2 separate regions of the Homo sapiens genome follow, and region 2 is linked to region 1. The links are chromatin loops, found by intact Hi-C in ENCODE. Cell type or tissue: endothelial cell of umbilical vein. All regions are shown on one strand. Links, peaks and the distances in the headings refer to the core of each region. The heading gives the core; the rest is flanking DNA. Region 1 overlaps GPC5 (glypican 5). Region 2 overlaps GPC5 (glypican 5).

Region 1 (8,346 bases), core at 1,896-4,395:
ACATATGTCCACACTCATATTGTCTGAGTCAGCTTATTTTATGCAGTCCTTATCTTATTTTTTAAGTATTAGGCTACTACATATATACTATATATATATATATATATATAAAGAGAGAGAGAGAGAGAGAGTAGCCTAATATATCTATATTATATAGTAGTATATACTTGTATATATAATATATATTATATATATACATGTACATATATCTTAGCCTAATATATATTATATATATATTTCCTAATTAGTTCCTCCAAGTAATAAGTGATTAAACTTTTTAATAATGATAATATCAATTGGACATGATAAAAATAGTTTTATTAATAAATCTTTTGATTTTTAAAATAAGCTTGAACACATTTCTTTTTGTAGGCATAGAGGGACTTAGAGTTAAGAATTCTAGTATCCATTAGGGATTTGGCAGTATACATCAATAACAAACAGTAGAAGGAAAACAATTATACCTATGTTATTAATGTGTAATAATATTCTTTATTTTTGAAAAATAAAATTATACATATATATATGGCACATCACTTAAATCCTCTGTGGCACTGTTATGTTATTCTTTACTCTTCCAGTATTCCAAGCAGATCACACATGTGGCATATATATATATATAAAATATATAAAAAATATATAACTGTACAAGGCAATATCATAAACCATAACTGTACAAATTTAAATAATCAAATTTTTAAGCAACTAAAATCTGCAAAATATTTTCTAAGTAGAGGAAACAATCCACTTTCACCTAGGTTCACCTAAACAAAGATCTGGTAAATCATGTCGTATGTAAAAGGGTCATTTCACCGGTGGTGAAAGCCATTTGAAATTTCACTACCTTCCCCAAATTACAATCATATAATGTCAACTTAGAATTAATAAAAATATTTAAACTCATTAGTCACAAAGATGTCTTAAATGCATGCTATATTCCAAGTCCTATACTAGGTGATTAGGATTATAAGAAGGTGTAAGACACAATTTTTGTCCTCATAATGCTCATTACTTAACCAGGAATATAGTAATTAACTCATTCATTTGTATGTTTATTCATTACATTTTATTACATTTTTAAAAAACCATAGATTTCAGCAATATAAATACTCTTATTTGCCTGGCAGAATAGTGTAATATAAACACAACTGAACAGTTAAAATACAACATTATGAAAGTAGCTGGAAGGAAATGCACATGCCAAGTGTGAGGAAAGATAAGACAAGTAGTAGACATTCTGGATATGGAGAAATCCACGTGGACTTAGACTAGGGAAAAACTGAGGGAGAAATTGTAACTTGAAGTAGCCTTTGATGTATTGAGGTAAGAAGAGGACAGCTGTGGTATGGTTAACGAGAACTTCAGGGCAAAGGATGTCATCCCAGCAAGGAAAATGGCAAAGGTATGTGAACAAAGCAGACAGGGAGAACGGGCCTCCATTCACAAAGCAGAGAGTACAAATGGTGGAAAGCAATGGATAGGAGGTCACACCCCGAAGATTCTACCCTGAATGTTTAAGACTCTCCATTGAGTGATACAATGAACTCTGGAGACTCAGAACAGGGACGTTGGCAGGGGGGGTGAGGGATAAAGAAACTACATGTTTGGTACAATGTACACTACTCAGGTGACACGTGCAATAAAATCTCAGACTTCACCACTATACAAGTCATCCATGTTGCCAAAACTACTTGTGCTCCAAAAACTATTGAAATTAAAGAGACATTTTAAAATGAAAACAAATACTATCATCTGAGTAATTTGTTTGCTTACATTAAATATCATAATACTTTTCAGCAAAAATATTCTCATTTTAATGTAACTTTCCTTCCCTATATTTGAGCAGAGTATTGCACTATCCATAAACACCCTCTGAATTTTTACAGAAATTGAAAAATCTTTGAAGAAAATAAAAGAAGGTTCTATGTTTGAGATTATGGCTATATTAAAGGGGTTTCAATAAATATCCAGTTCTTCCTGAGATAATATACTTCCAGTGACCAGTTTTAAGAAGTGGATCAAACATTTCCTAACTAGGTCCTTCAAGTAATAATCAGTGATTAAACTTTTTGATAATGATACTATCCATTGGACATGATAAAAATGATAATATTAACACATCTTTTGATTTAAAATATAACCTTGGACCCACTTCTTTTTGTAGGCATGCAGGGAGTTTAGAGTTAAGTATTCCAGTATTCATTAGGGATTTGGCAGTATACATCAATAACAAATAGTACAAGGAAACCAATTATTCTTTATTTTAGAAAAATAAAATTTTATACTCATATATATAAATAAATATATAGAGAGAGATAGAGAGAGAAAGAGAGTAACCATCTCTTAAATTATCTGTAGCACTGCTGTGTTATTCCTTATGCTCCCAATATCCTAAGTAGATTGCACATGTGGCTGTTTTATTAATGTGTTGAATATTTGTAATGATAGTGAATAATATGAATAAATAAATTGATAAGTGCATAATTATGATTTAGGCATTGCTTTACTCTATCTGGAGTTTGTCAATTCATGATAAACATCTTTTGGTGACCATGAATAAGAAACTCATAGACCTCAAAGTACGGGAAGTCTGACTGATTTAAGGCCATTTGCTGCTTCACTCTAAAATCTGTTTCTGCATTTGCCCCTCAGTCAATGACTGAGGGCAGCAAGATTGCTAATGCAGATCCCTCATTAGGAGACACAGGGCTTCTCTGAGGACCAGGCTTGGCTCAGGATTCCCTGAAGACTTTTCTTACCCTTCCTTAGACTGTACTTCATGCTCCAGTGCTTCCACTCAACCTTCGTTTCCTCTTTTCTTCACTCTAGGTCAGACTTTCCTCACAGCTGAGAGCTCTTCCAGGCTTACTCAGCTTCCTCTCCATTTTCTCTCATAGGAATTTCCCTTAATAAAATCCTCTTGTGTTTAACCCCTTTTTAACATCTACCTCTTGGAGGACCTGGACTAACCCACCATGTAATATTTGTATTATAATTACTCCCATTCTACAGCTGGAGAATCTGGGATCTGGAAAGGTTAAGTAACTTGAGTTACTCAAATAAGGCCACACTATATACATAAAGTGTGCTGCAAGGAACACACACTCCAAAATACAACCACCAATAAGTATCAATCCTGAAACCGACTAAGAAAAGGTAAAGATATAATTAGCTTGGTGCAAAATGTTATTTTTTTCTCTAATTACATTTTCTAAGGTTTCATTGTTTCTAATTAAGAAGGCATGTGTGATTTTCTTCAAAATCCTCCTCAACAAGCCAGGTGTGATGGCATGAGCCTTTAGTCCCAGCTACTCAGGAAACAGAGGCAGGGGGATCATGGGAGCCCAGGAGATTAATGCTGCAGTGAGCTGTGATCACACCACACTGACCATGTGACCATGAGTATAAAACTCACAGACCTCAAGCCTGGGCAACAGAGCAAGACCTGCCTTAAAAAAAAAAAAAAAAAAAAAGAAAGAAAAGAAAGTAAAACTAAGCAAAACAAAACAATCCTCCTCAACAAATGGTTGCATGTAACCAGCTAAACAGTAATATAACTGTTGTTGGCAGGGTGAGAAGAAACTAGCAGACTGTAGGTTTGCCGTACAGTGTTTCTGTTTCTCCAGAAAATACAGACATAATATAGGCAATGAAAACTGAGACTCTTTTCTTAATTTTAATTAAGCTATTAATTGATTTACATCATTTACTTACAGGCCAGAAAAGTTTCTTTAAAAAGGCAGGAATGTTGTTTCATGTTAATCTAAGGAATTGCTTACCTGCTTACCTTTTGGTTTTGTTCTTAATTATCACAGCTACTAATACAGTAAAATAATATTTAGATAAAATGTATTATAATTATAGCTGATAAAAATCTCATTCCAAGCTGTTATATTATTGAATATTTCAGAGTCACTCTTCTTATGAGTCATATAAATAAGGAAAAATACTGCAAAGTAGACACACATTACTTCAAATGAAATGTGATTTAATAAAATCAGTTATTCTCTTCCAGTTTTGTAATGTTCAAAATAACCACAATTGAAATAGTGATACATACACATCAGAACAGTTCAAATAAAAAAGAGAAATGATACCAAGTGTTGGCAAAGATGTGGAGCAACTGGAACTCTCTCCCACTGTGGATGGAAATGTAAACTGACGGAAACCACCATTTCCCACGTATGCTAAATCTAACCATATTCTATGACCTTGGGCATATACCCAACAATATTTACCAAAAGACAGATACATGAATGCTCAGAGAAGCACCTTTCAAAATAACCACAAACTGGACATTTATTATATTTGTATAATGATATAGTATATAGCAATGAGAACTAATGAATTACAACTATATGCAAAAAGATTGACAAATCTTATAAACTAAATATTGAATGAAAGAAGCAAGATACAGAACATATTCTATGATCTAATTTACTAAAAATTTTAAAACGAATCAGTTATGTTCCAAATCACCACAAGAGCTACCCTATGAGATAGTGTCTAGAAGAAATAATATCAAGTTTCCTGATTTTAGTATTGGATACACAGAAGTGCTAAGTTTGTTAAAAAAAAAAAAGTACTGAGCTGTACAGTTAAGATTTGGGTGTTTTACTGTTTGTATGTATTTTCAGCCTTATAAAATTATGTTAAAAAGCCTCTATGCTCTTTTTCTTAATATGTTTACAATAGACAAATTTTCATTGAGCCACAGTATAAATAAAAAAGACCCACACAGGTATGTTTAACATAGACTAAGTGGTCTGTCGTCATTAAGTGAGTACTTTAGGATCTAAGTCTGATATAAAACCTCACTTCCCTGAAGGCTTTAATTTGCATGCAAAAAAACATGGTTTCTAGATTAAATTTTTTTGTAACCAATAATTTTTATTTGAGTTCCCCTCGTGACATTTTAATAAATCATTAATTCCTTCTTTTTCTTTTTAAGGTACAAGTAATGGATAAAACATTTCAAAGATCCCTACAGAAGTCTCTTGACTTGAAATATTGTTCACATTACAATGAAAAGGATGGAATAAAACCAAAAAATATAGACAGGCAGATTTTTTGTTGGGGAAGTAATAGACCCACCATCTGTGCTTCTTTCTTCTAAGCAGAGCTGGGAATGAGTGACAGCAGTTGAACAGGAATACTTGCTCCCCAAGCACTACTTGTTTTTCATTAACAAGGAAAAAAGGCAAGCCCTGATATATTTACATTCTACAAAATTGTTTTTAAATGATGATAACAAGATCTTAGTTCCCTCTCTGTTGAACATATAAAATTTTAAAAGGCATTGTAATAAATTTATATACAGCACTTCAGGAGGAAGTCATTTCTCCTGACTTTACCAGCTTGTCCTATTTGAAACTGATACCATGCCCTATTGGCTGATAGTAATTTCACTTTATTTAGAATACAATAGAATTTGGCTCAGATTCACACCAAAAGTATAGTATTCTGATGTGCACTTACACAGTTTCAGGGGAAACAATATCTGGAATCTGACCCTGGAATTCATTACAAATCAGTTACAGGGGTCTGTCTTGGAATTTTTTGATAACTGGACTGGGACAGAATGTAAGAATAAATCATTAATAGTAGATGAGGAAAACACTTGATGAGAGCTTTCTTGTTTTACCTTTATTGCTATTTCTATCGGGGGTTAAAAAGAGAATGGGGGCCATGTTGTGGTTGTTATTCTTGTTGTTGTTTGATTGGTTTGTTTATTATGTTCTTGTATGACCTGGTTATGTGGCTGGATATTAAAATTCTTTCCATTTCCAGAGTCATAAATCTCCTAATTTCTAGGAGATTAAACACTGGTTTTATCTTTGGCTCTGGTAAAAATGTTGCTATCTTGGCTTAAAAGGAGGTCTGGGAAATATGTTGTATCTATTCATCAGTGAAGGTGAACTGCTTCTACAAGAACAAATTTTCCATACAAACCATTTCTAGGCCTCCCTTCCTGGTTCTGACAGCAAATGTGAAAGCAAGGACTAGAGATTTGGTTTTTGTAAGTTTCCTCAAATACTTGGGAAATACTGGATTCCATTGCCAAGTGTTGACTTTTGTACACTCAACTTGTACACAGCACTTTTTCTCTATGTTGAAAGTCCTAATCTTTGAAATCTCAGAATGGAAAAGAGTTATATGATTGATTTTATGTGCCAGGTTTATGGGACTACCTTTCATGGAAGATAGGAGGCTTACAGGGGATTTAGAGAAAGGAGACATCTGTGGAATCAATTCAAAATGATTAAGCCTTTTGTGATCCCACTATCTCACTTCAATTGTTGAGCCACAAAACTACTTTTAAGTTAATCTCTAACATTAATTTGGCTTTATAATTACATATAAATAATGTCTAAATTTGACACCTATGTTTTTAAACTTAATAATGAAGTCAAAATAAATGGAATTAAGGAGAGCTTATTATGATCTTTATTGTTATTTATATATAACAAATTTCCTATTAAGAATATAATATTTTATGATATGGATGTCATTAACATTAATAAAGATATTATCATGCTTTGTACAGCAACCAACCTGAAAATTTTACCATCCCACTGCAACAAATATAATAAAAACATGTTCAGAAAGACTTAGAAACTCATTAAAGAATGGATATTAATCACTGTTCACCCTAACTCCTGATTTGGCAAGGCGTGAATCTACGCATGCCAGTTTAGTCAGGTGGCAGGTAAGTAGTCCCATTGCATTTCATAAAATAAGCATCTGTGTGAATTTGAAAGATAATATTTTCACATGAAAAACTAATGACTGCACACGTAAAATCAGTAGTGTTTTGGAAGCTGTCATTTCAAAAAAAATTACCTACCTAATTAAAAAGTAGCACAAATGAACTTTTGCCTACGTAAAAAAATAGAACATTGCTTAGCCTTTTCTTAAACCCCTCCCCAATCTTACCAAGAAAGGATAAATACGTTTTTTATAGTCAAAGCTCTGTTTTTATGGTTTTAAATTTTTTAATCAAAAATTCAAAGCAAATGATAATAAATCTTTAATTTATAATTATCCTAATTTGATTCAAAGTGACTGTCCAAATATGAAATGATCAATTATAACTATAATCAATTACCAATAATGCTATACGAGTTTGAAATGTTATACTAACTTGCCTTTTCCAGGAATGCATTTTAAAATTAAACTCCTCTCAGTAAGATCAAGGCTATCCTTCATGGATTTATGATGATAGATAATCACCACTTTGTACTGATTTGCTGTCTCACTTCACTGTTTGATACCAACATATGAAAGTAAATATGCTATTTAGGGGAAAACTGTTATCTGAGTACTAATAAATTAAATGCTATTTTAAGCCAACAACAAAATGATTTAGAGTACAAATTTTATTTAACCAACTTTTCATTAGAAGCATTATAAAATTCTGAAAGATCCTAGAATCTTATATAGCTTTTTTGTATTTTTTTCAAATGTAATTGACACAAGCACGAATTAAATTTCATATTTAAAAAGCTTCTGGCTACATTAAAATATACTTTAAAATTACTTGCAAGATACGATAATTCTAAGATTACCAACATATCATGCAAATGAAACACCTAGATACTTCCTACCAACACATGATATAATAAAACCAAGAAGAACTTCTGAATTAGAATGTAGTAGTCGCCTAGGGCCATCATACCTAATTATCACAAACTTGGTGGGTTAAGAGGACAGAAATATATTCTCTCACAGTTCTGAAGCCTGGACCTCTGAAATCAAGATGTTGGCAGGGCCATACTCCCTCTGAAGACCCTCAGGAGGAATCCTCCCTTGCTCCTGGCAATCCTTGGCCTTCTTTGATTTGCGACTGCATAACTCCAATTTCTGTCTCCATCTTCACATGACCTTCTCCGTGTGTGTCTTTTCCTGTGTCTTATAAGGACATTTACATTGGATTTAGGGCCCACCTTCATCCAGGATGACCTCATCTCAATCCTTGAGTTAATTATATCTGCAAAGACCCTACTTCCAAATAAGTCGCATTCTAAAGTATCTAGTGGACATAAATTTTGGAGGTACAGTATTTAAATCATTACACAGAACATTGTAAAGACAAAAATCTGGAAACTACCTGAATGAAAACAGATATTCCCTTGAACTTCAACAAAAATCATATTCTATTTTCCCATGAGAAACATTTTATTACTGTAAAACAATATTTATATTTCACAAGTACACCTCTTAAATTGTAGCTTGGTTTTTAACTTTTATGTTTTTACTCTAATTCAGTTGGCCACAAGAAAAATAATTAGCTTTGGAAATTATCAGTACATGATATCTAGTATTTCCTATATTTTTAATAACTTC
Region 2 (8,346 bases), core at 3,136-5,635, 87 kb after region 1:
CAAATAATCCAAAAGCACAAAAGCAGTATAAGATAAAGGCTTTCCTTTAAGGATAATTAATTTTACAATTAAAAATACGTTCTATTTTGCATGTGTATGACACATTAAACCTTGATTGTTTAGTTCAAATTTTTTTGCACATTTAAAAACCTCAAGCCAGATTCTATTCATAGTTACAGATACAGAAATCCTATAAAAATATTAATAAATTGATTTTATCAATATATAAAAAGGATCACATGTAATGTCTAAGTAGGATTTGGAGTTTTGATGATTAGTTAGCATCCATTAATATAATAATCATATGAATAGATTAGAAGAAATCACATTACGTCTTCCAATAGATTGAGAAAATCCATATGATAAAATTCAATATCCATTCATTAAAAAATTCTTAGCAAACTAAAAATAGAGGGAAACCCTCTTTATCTGACATAACATATATCAAACCTACAGAAAACTTCACACTTATTGATGAATAACTAAAATTATTACTTTGATTTAGAATCATTATCAGAAGAAATATCTCCACTTTTATTCAACATTGTAGGAAGTTTTAAACAAAACAACGGAACAAGAAAATAAATGTATAAGGATTGAAAAAAGTGGGGAAGAGCCTTTTTCCTAGACAATACAATAATATGCCAAGGAATGTAAAGTAAACGTCTAGGACAGATTACGATGTTTAACAAGGTTGCTGGATATAAACTTGACATATGTATTAAATTGCATTCCTATTTATAAACAACAGCAAGAAAACAAAGTTTCAATAATTACAATAGTAACAGTGAATATCAATTTAGATATTCTGGGAATAACTGTAAATAGATGTGTGAGATATCTCCAAGAAATATAAAATATTATTGAGAAGCATTAAAGGCAGTTAACTAATGAAGCTGCATACTATGTTCATTGCTTAAAAGTTGAAACATTACAATATGAATAGAATGTTATCCCACCCAAAACCATAACACATTTCATATAATTTGACAACATAATTTAAAAATTTATCTGGAAGTACATTCTTTTTTTTTTTTATTTTATTTGTTTATTTTTTTTTTGAGACGGAGTCTCGCTCTGTCACCCAGGCTGGAGTGCAGTGGCACGATCTCAGCTCACTGCAAGCTCCGCTTCCCGGGTTCATGCCATTCTCCTGCCTCAGCCTCCCGAGTAGCTGTGACTACAGGCGCCCACCACCACGCCCGGCTAATTTTTTGTATTTTTAGTAGAGATGGCATTTCACTGTGTTAGCCAGGATGGTCTCGATCTCCTGACCTCGTGATCCTCCCGCCTCGGCCTCCCAAAGTGCTGGGATTACAGGCGTGAGCCACCGCGCCCGGCCCTGGAAGTATATTCTTGAAGAATAAAGCTCAACTAAACATGCAGACTTATAATAAGTTTCTACTGATTAGCAAACTATGGTAGTAGCACAATGACAAGCCCATACACAAAAGGAACAGAATAATACGCTCAAAGATAGACCAATTTATTTATGGACGCTTGACAAATTAGATACTTCGCACTGCAGAGTAGTGGGATGGTGGTGGGGGGAGGCTTTGCAGAAAATGAGGGCCGAGTGGAAATCAATTTAAATAGAAAATAAACTAAATGGGACTTGCATGGCCCTGTGTATAAAATTCATTTCTAGGTATCTTTGTTGAAAAACATGCCTATAAGGCTATGAGAAAATTATTAACAACATATTTTTATTTCCTAGGGTAAAGACTAAATTTTAAAGCCTCCCAAAAAACACAAATAATAAAGTAAATGATTAATAAATTCCATTATATAAATATTGACAATTAGTGCATCACAGACACCACGAAAATGGTACAAATGCAAACCATAATGTAAGAGAATATATTTTTTTAAAAAATAACTAAATAGGGACTATAAAAACAAAAATACCACCACCACCACCAACAATGACAATGACAAATTCTTACCAATATTAAGATAAAGACAGGACTACATAAATGAAAAATGGGCAAAATATTCAAGAAAATGCTTTGTAAAGAGGGAAGGCAAATAGTCCGTAAATATTAGAAATAAGGGAAATACAAATTAAGAAAAATATAACTTCAAACTCACTGAGTTGTTAAAAAATTTACAGTCTGACAATACTATGTGTTGCGGAGGATGTGGAGATGTCATCTCATATCATGAGAGTATAAATTGATACAACCATATCAAAAGGCAGTGTGACATTATCTAGTAAATCTGAGAGCATGCAAAACTTATAATCCAGCAATTTCTCTCCTCAGTATGCATTGCAGAGAAACATAGGCACGTGCAACAATTATATACAGGCAGCTCTAAGTAATGTTATTCTGAATAGCCCCAATGTGAAAACACTCAAATATCCATCAGCAATAGAATAGCTCAATAAATTGTTATATTCATAAAATATTCAGCAATTAAAATGAATAAACCACAGCTGTACGCAATAATATAGATGGATTTTACAAACAAAATATTGAGCAGTAGATGCCAGAAACAAAATAATCTATATAGTATGATAGCTGTTCAAAACTATGCAAAACTCTGCTATTTAAGAAAGCATATGGCCGGGTGTGGTGGCTCACACCTGTAATCCCAGCACTTTGGGAGGCTGAGGCAGACGAATCACGAGGTCAGGAGTTTGAGACCAGCCTGGTCAACATGGTGAAACCCGGTCTGTACTAAACATACAAAAAATTAGCTGGGCGTGATGGCAGGCACCTGTAATCCCAGCTACTCAGGAGGCTGAGGCAGGAGAATCACTTGAACCTGGGAGGTGGAGGTTGCAGTGAGCTGATATCACGCCACTGCATTCCAGCCCAGGCGAGAGTGTGAGACTCCATCTCAAAAAAAAAAAAAAAAAAAAAAAAAAGCGCATATTTTTTTTAATAAAAAGAAATAATTCTCAGTTAAGTCAGGATATTGCTTACATCTGACAGCAAACAGGAGTTTGCAGTCTGGCAATACGCCCATGTTTCTAGGTGGGGATGTTTCATTACGCTGTCTTCTAACTTGATGTTGTTTACATGATGTTCACTTTATATGCATCCATTAAATGCCACATATATGTTTTACACTGTGTGTCATATTTAACCACTGAAAAAAATGTAAATTAAAAAAGTCCAGTGGCTGTCTTCAAGAGTTAGCTCCAACACATGAGGACGGACTCAACTCATTCAAGTAAACTTAGTTGTGTCCTCTTTGTCTCTAAAACATCTTGTATTTATATATCTTATAATGCTGGCTTTGTCTTGTTACGGTTTTGCATGTTACTTTCCCCTGCACTGAGTTATTGACCCTCAAGGGCTGGGACTACATCTTCCCCGGTTTTGTTTCTGGAGGGCCTAGCACAGAACTTGCTAGTACTTGCTGGTGCTAGAATGTCTTTTAATCAATGCTCAATCTTACCATGGTTATCTCCATCAGTCTAATGAGACCCAGCATTTTATTATTTTTCTATATCATATTTTTCTCCATTGAATACTAAAACTGTGCAAATAAACATGATTTCTCTACACAAAGCTAAATTTAAATAACCTTAGAGCTAGAACATTTACATAATTGTAGCTATGATCACATTTATGTAATATAGGGTCTTTTTAATAATGTCAGTTATATATAACAATTATTATCATTGTTCATAATAAATGAGATAAAAAGTTGGGTGTTATTTGCTATCAGTGAATGCTGATGAAATATTTGTCCCAGTCTGATTTGGTGAAAGTGGATATAGCCTAGCAGTTGTGATATACAAGCTGCCAGACATTCTGGTAAACAAAAACAAACAATGGAATTAGAGTTCTTAGGAGGAAAAAATATGGTGCTTCTTTTCAAATATTTTCGTACCAACTGCAACTTAGAATAAACAACTTATACATGTCATATATCATATGTGGTAGGTAATGCTGTTCCCCAGATGCCAGTTTCCAGGAAAAGAGTGCACAATTTATCCCAACAATTTATTCCAGTAATCAGACTATTAAAATACCCTTTTAGGTGAAATTTTCCTTACTGTTTCATGAACTACAAAAACATATACGACAATAAAATATTAGTACCCTGGCCAGCATTAGAAACACAAAAATCCAATTATAGTTGTTTTTAAGAAAAAAAGGAAAGAAAAAATACATGAACAGTTTACATAAACCAGGAAAAAGCTAATCACAAAGAAATGAAAAATATGTACGAAAAGTTCTTTATCACATAAGATATGTTGAAAGAATGGGGAGATTGCAGAATTTTATTTTGGGGTGGCTTAGGGATGACATTAACCAGTCCACAGTCCTATTGGTTTGATTAAATGCTTCCAGAAAATAAAAGTGAAGCCTTTTCATCTTGACCCTTTTTCAACTTTTCTCCTCTAAGACACTTTAAGAAGAAAACACAATTATTATAGAACCCATCAGTTTGTATTTGGTCTCCTACTTTTTTTCCCCAAAAAATACATATCAACTTCCCACGCATTATTTCCCAATTCCAAAAACTGGTATCATGGATTCTTAAGTATACACTTTACACTAAACGGGCTGACTGTTATGGGAAAGATCTCGCATACTTAATTATCATTTTATTTCATCCGGTACAAGGATGCCATCTACAGACATGACTGCGCATTTCCATGAGCTTCTCTGAAAGGATTCAAAATAAATGTTATAAGGAAGGATTCCAAAAGATGTAGTTATTATCCTGATTCTTTTGTAACATTTGTTCCTTTTTGGACTAAAATAAGTTTGAAGAATAATTCATTCCCATTATGTACCATGAAAATGTTCTGGGCAATCCATGCATTTATAATCCAAAAGAATTCGAATTCCTGTCGAAAGATAGAACAATATGTCAAGAGCTGGCATTGCATTTTGGTGTTTTGGGGGAAATCACAAAATAAAATGGACTAGGTATGTGATACTGGCATTCCTATGAAGTGCCTAAAATGAAGCTAAAATTCAGAATTAACACAGAAAGAATAATTTAAATTACTTCCTAAGCTGTAATAATAGACTTCCAGAACAAACATTTTTTATACTGGAGAGATGGAAAAAGAGAAATACGTGTTCTTAGTACAGACACTTGACATCTTTTTTCCCTTTAACTCTCACATCTTCTCACTTGTGAGGCAAGTTTTAACTGAGCCATACCCAGGTTAATCAATTTACCAAGTCCACACTGCTAAGTGATAGGGTGAAGATTCAGACACATGATTGCTAACCTCAAGTCTAATCCACTTTCCATTGTACCAAAGCCATAAATCTCAGGGGAAATCCTTCACAGCTTTAAAAATGGGAGAAGGGGATTTGATACTCTCACTGTTGTAGGGAAACTTGCAAAAAGCGTCTTCTATGTAGCTTTCAAATACACATTATTACATACTAACTACTAAGCTCTGCTGCACCGGATGTTTTTCTTGCAAAGACATACTATAAATAAAAATTGTAATAAAATATGATCCAGGAAACAGCTGGCTGCTGGGATGAAATCACATAAATGACTAAGTAGTAAATTACCTTCTACTTGATTTCAATGCTGGGTGAATTCGTCCTTTCTTAAACTAGATAAAAATAGGAACCAGCAATGAGGGACCCCAACTGAGTGCATCCTTTCCCTCCCTGAAAGCAAATCCATCACATTCTTCATGTGATGCTTCCCTGCTGAAGTACCATCTCCTTGAAAGAAAGAAGCACAACCGAGAATCCTCCAATTGCCATTCTTTTAAGCATTCACTCAACAATACTTTCCAATGCCCACCTTGAGTATCACAGGTAGACAGTATACAATTTTGAACAAAACAAACACAATACTTGCACACGAAGAGCTTACAGTAGCAGAAGGGTGAGGGGCTTGGAGGCGGGGCAGTCAACACGCAAATAAATTACACACAGTAAATCATCATTAAATATTTATTAAATGAAGCCTCTCCTTGCTAAAGTAGGCCTTACTGATCTCTCCCTCTCATCTCTCTGAGGATCACAGCACTTAAATTTTATAATATTATTTAGCTAGGTAAGCTTCCCAGGGAATGGAACAATATGTTATACTCCTTTGCTCTCCTAACATAATCAAATACAATATATCAACATGTACAGTATTTCATGATGTGCTGGGGTAGCAGAGGAAGTGGGAGGGAGGAGTGGCATGAGGGAAGGAAGAAGGAGTAAACAAAGAAGAAAGTGGAGAAAGAGGCCACTTCATTTGAATTATTATTTGCTTTCAGGAAAATAAAATATGTCTAACTCAAGAAAAAATGAATTCTATGTATGTGGAAACGAAACAGAAATGGTAGAAAAACACAGATCTAGACAGAAGCACTGTTTTAGTCTTAAGTGAGAAATTGGGTCTCACGCAGGGTGTGGAGGCACAGCGGGAGGCAGAGCTGAGCCTGGTGGTGTCATTGACAGCAGCTGGAGGGAGGATACCTCACATCGTGCTCACTAAGGAATCATAATGTCCAGATTTTCATTTATTTGAGTCAGATGATTTATGTGCCTGGGGAGCAGCACACTGACTATCACAGCGTCTATATCATTTTTTGTGTGTGGATACAATGCTATAAAAACACAAATATTAGAAAAATTCAAGGAAAGGAAAATAGGGGAGTAAACAGTATAAATTGCTTTGCCTCACTTATCCACCAAGAGCAATGCATGTTCTGGTTGGCTGTGGTCTCTGACTTTACTTTGTCTTCCAGGCTGGAGTGCAGTGGTGCAATCATGGCTCATTGTAGTCTCGACCTCCTGGGCTCAGTGTTCCTGAGTAGCTGGGACTACAAGTGCATACCACCAGGCCTGGCTAATTTATTTATTTATTTATTATTATTATTTTCTTTTGTAGAGATGGGGATTTGCTGCATTGCCCAAGCTAATTTTAAACTCCTGGCTTCAAGTGATCCTCCTGCTTTGTCCTCCCAAAGTGCTGGGATTACAGGTGTGAGCCACCATACCCAGCTTCTTTCCTTAATGAAGGTAGTAGCTTTCCTAGTCATTCTATTGCAGGCTTATTGGTCTCATAAAATTAGCACTGAAAACAAAATGGTTAATTTCCACATTCAGACTCATACAATTCTTTAAACAATTGGAATGCAAGTTATGTCTATACTGTTCTTGAAATATTCCAAATGGCATAGAGAAACTGAACCATAGGTGTTTCCTACTCTCATGTATAACAGCATTCAATTAAAAAATAAAGCTGTGGCCAGGTGCGGTGGCTTATGCCTGTAATCTCAGTACTTTGGGAGGCTGAGGTGGGCGGATCACCTGAAGTCAGGAGTTCAAGACCAGCCTGGCCAACATGGTGAAAACCCATCTCTACAAAAAATATAAAAATTAGCCAGGCATGGTGATGGGTGCCTGTAATCCCAGCTACTCAGGAGGCTGAGACAGAAGAATCGCTTGAACCCAGGAGGTGGAGGTTGCAGTGAGCTGAGATCACGCCATTGTACTCCAGCCTGGGTGACGAGAGTGAAACTCTGTCTCAAAATAAATAAATAAATAAATAAATAAATAAAGTTGCAGAATACATATGATCAAAAACTACTGCATTCCACTAAGAACTTGCAAATGAATTTTAATATCCTGCTTGTAAAAATACCGAATATTATGATGTCAGGTTCCTTTTCCCCTACTATGCTGTTGTAACTGGATATACAAAACCTGCAAATGGGAGCTAGCTAGCTAGATATGGAAATGTTTCTATGTATACAGAGAGAGACATCAACAGACATACATACAAATACAAAATATCAGATATAGTTTCAAGAGTACATAAGTTATCCCTGAAAGCTATATTAAAACTTTCAGTTAGCCGGGCGCAGTGGCTCATGCCTGTAATTCCAACACTTTGGGAGGCCGAGGCAGGCAGATCACAAGGTCAAGAGATAAAGACCATCTTGGCTAAGATGGTGAAACCCCGTCTCTACTAAAAATACAAAAAATTAGCCAGGCGTGGTGGCACGTGCCTGTAGTCCCAGCTATTTGGGAGGCTGAGGCAGGAGAATGGCTTGAACCCGGAAGGCAGAGGTTGCAGTGAGCCGAGATCACGCCACTGCACTCCAGCCTGGGTGACAGAGCAATACTCTGTCTCAAAAAAAAAAAAAAAAAAAAAAAAAAAAAATCAGTTAAGATAATCCAACAGTCTAAATATTATCTTATCAAAACCAGTGTACACATGAACAAGATTTAACTTTTGTGAGAGAAGGTATTTTAAATGCTTAAGTAGCTAAGCCTTTAAAAAATGCTATGCTTATTTTCTTATTTATTTGTTTTTCTAAACTAATTAGGTTATTTCCAATTCAAAATTTCTTACTTTTACAAAAAGAGTAGATACTGGGAGAAATTTGAATCAGTTCAATGCCTG

What was found. Peaks named below come from ENCODE experiments on the same cell type or tissue, not always from the same donor. Only the 100,000 strongest peaks of a DNase experiment are listed, where the experiment ranks them.
Region 2: it touches region 1 in a loop (2.4-fold over the local background); 1 of 110 quality-filtered maps calls a loop at or near these places.

Annotation. Positions count from the first base shown.
Region 1 is chr13:91,899,268-91,907,613 of GRCh38, reverse strand. The region is part of intron 5 of GPC5 (glypican 5); the gene reads right to left. Among named protein-coding and RNA genes, the nearest start is that of GPC5-AS2, 450 kb to the left of the region's middle. In endothelial cell of umbilical vein, for the core only: no CTCF peak of the experiment used is centred there; a DNase peak (open chromatin) is centred at 2,833; H3K27ac peaks cover 978 bases.
Region 2 is chr13:91,813,678-91,822,023 of GRCh38, reverse strand. The region is part of intron 5 of GPC5 (glypican 5); the gene reads right to left. Among named protein-coding and RNA genes, the nearest start is that of GPC5, 420 kb to the right of the region's middle. In endothelial cell of umbilical vein, for the core only: a CTCF peak has its summit at 4,646; no DNase peak of the experiment used is centred there.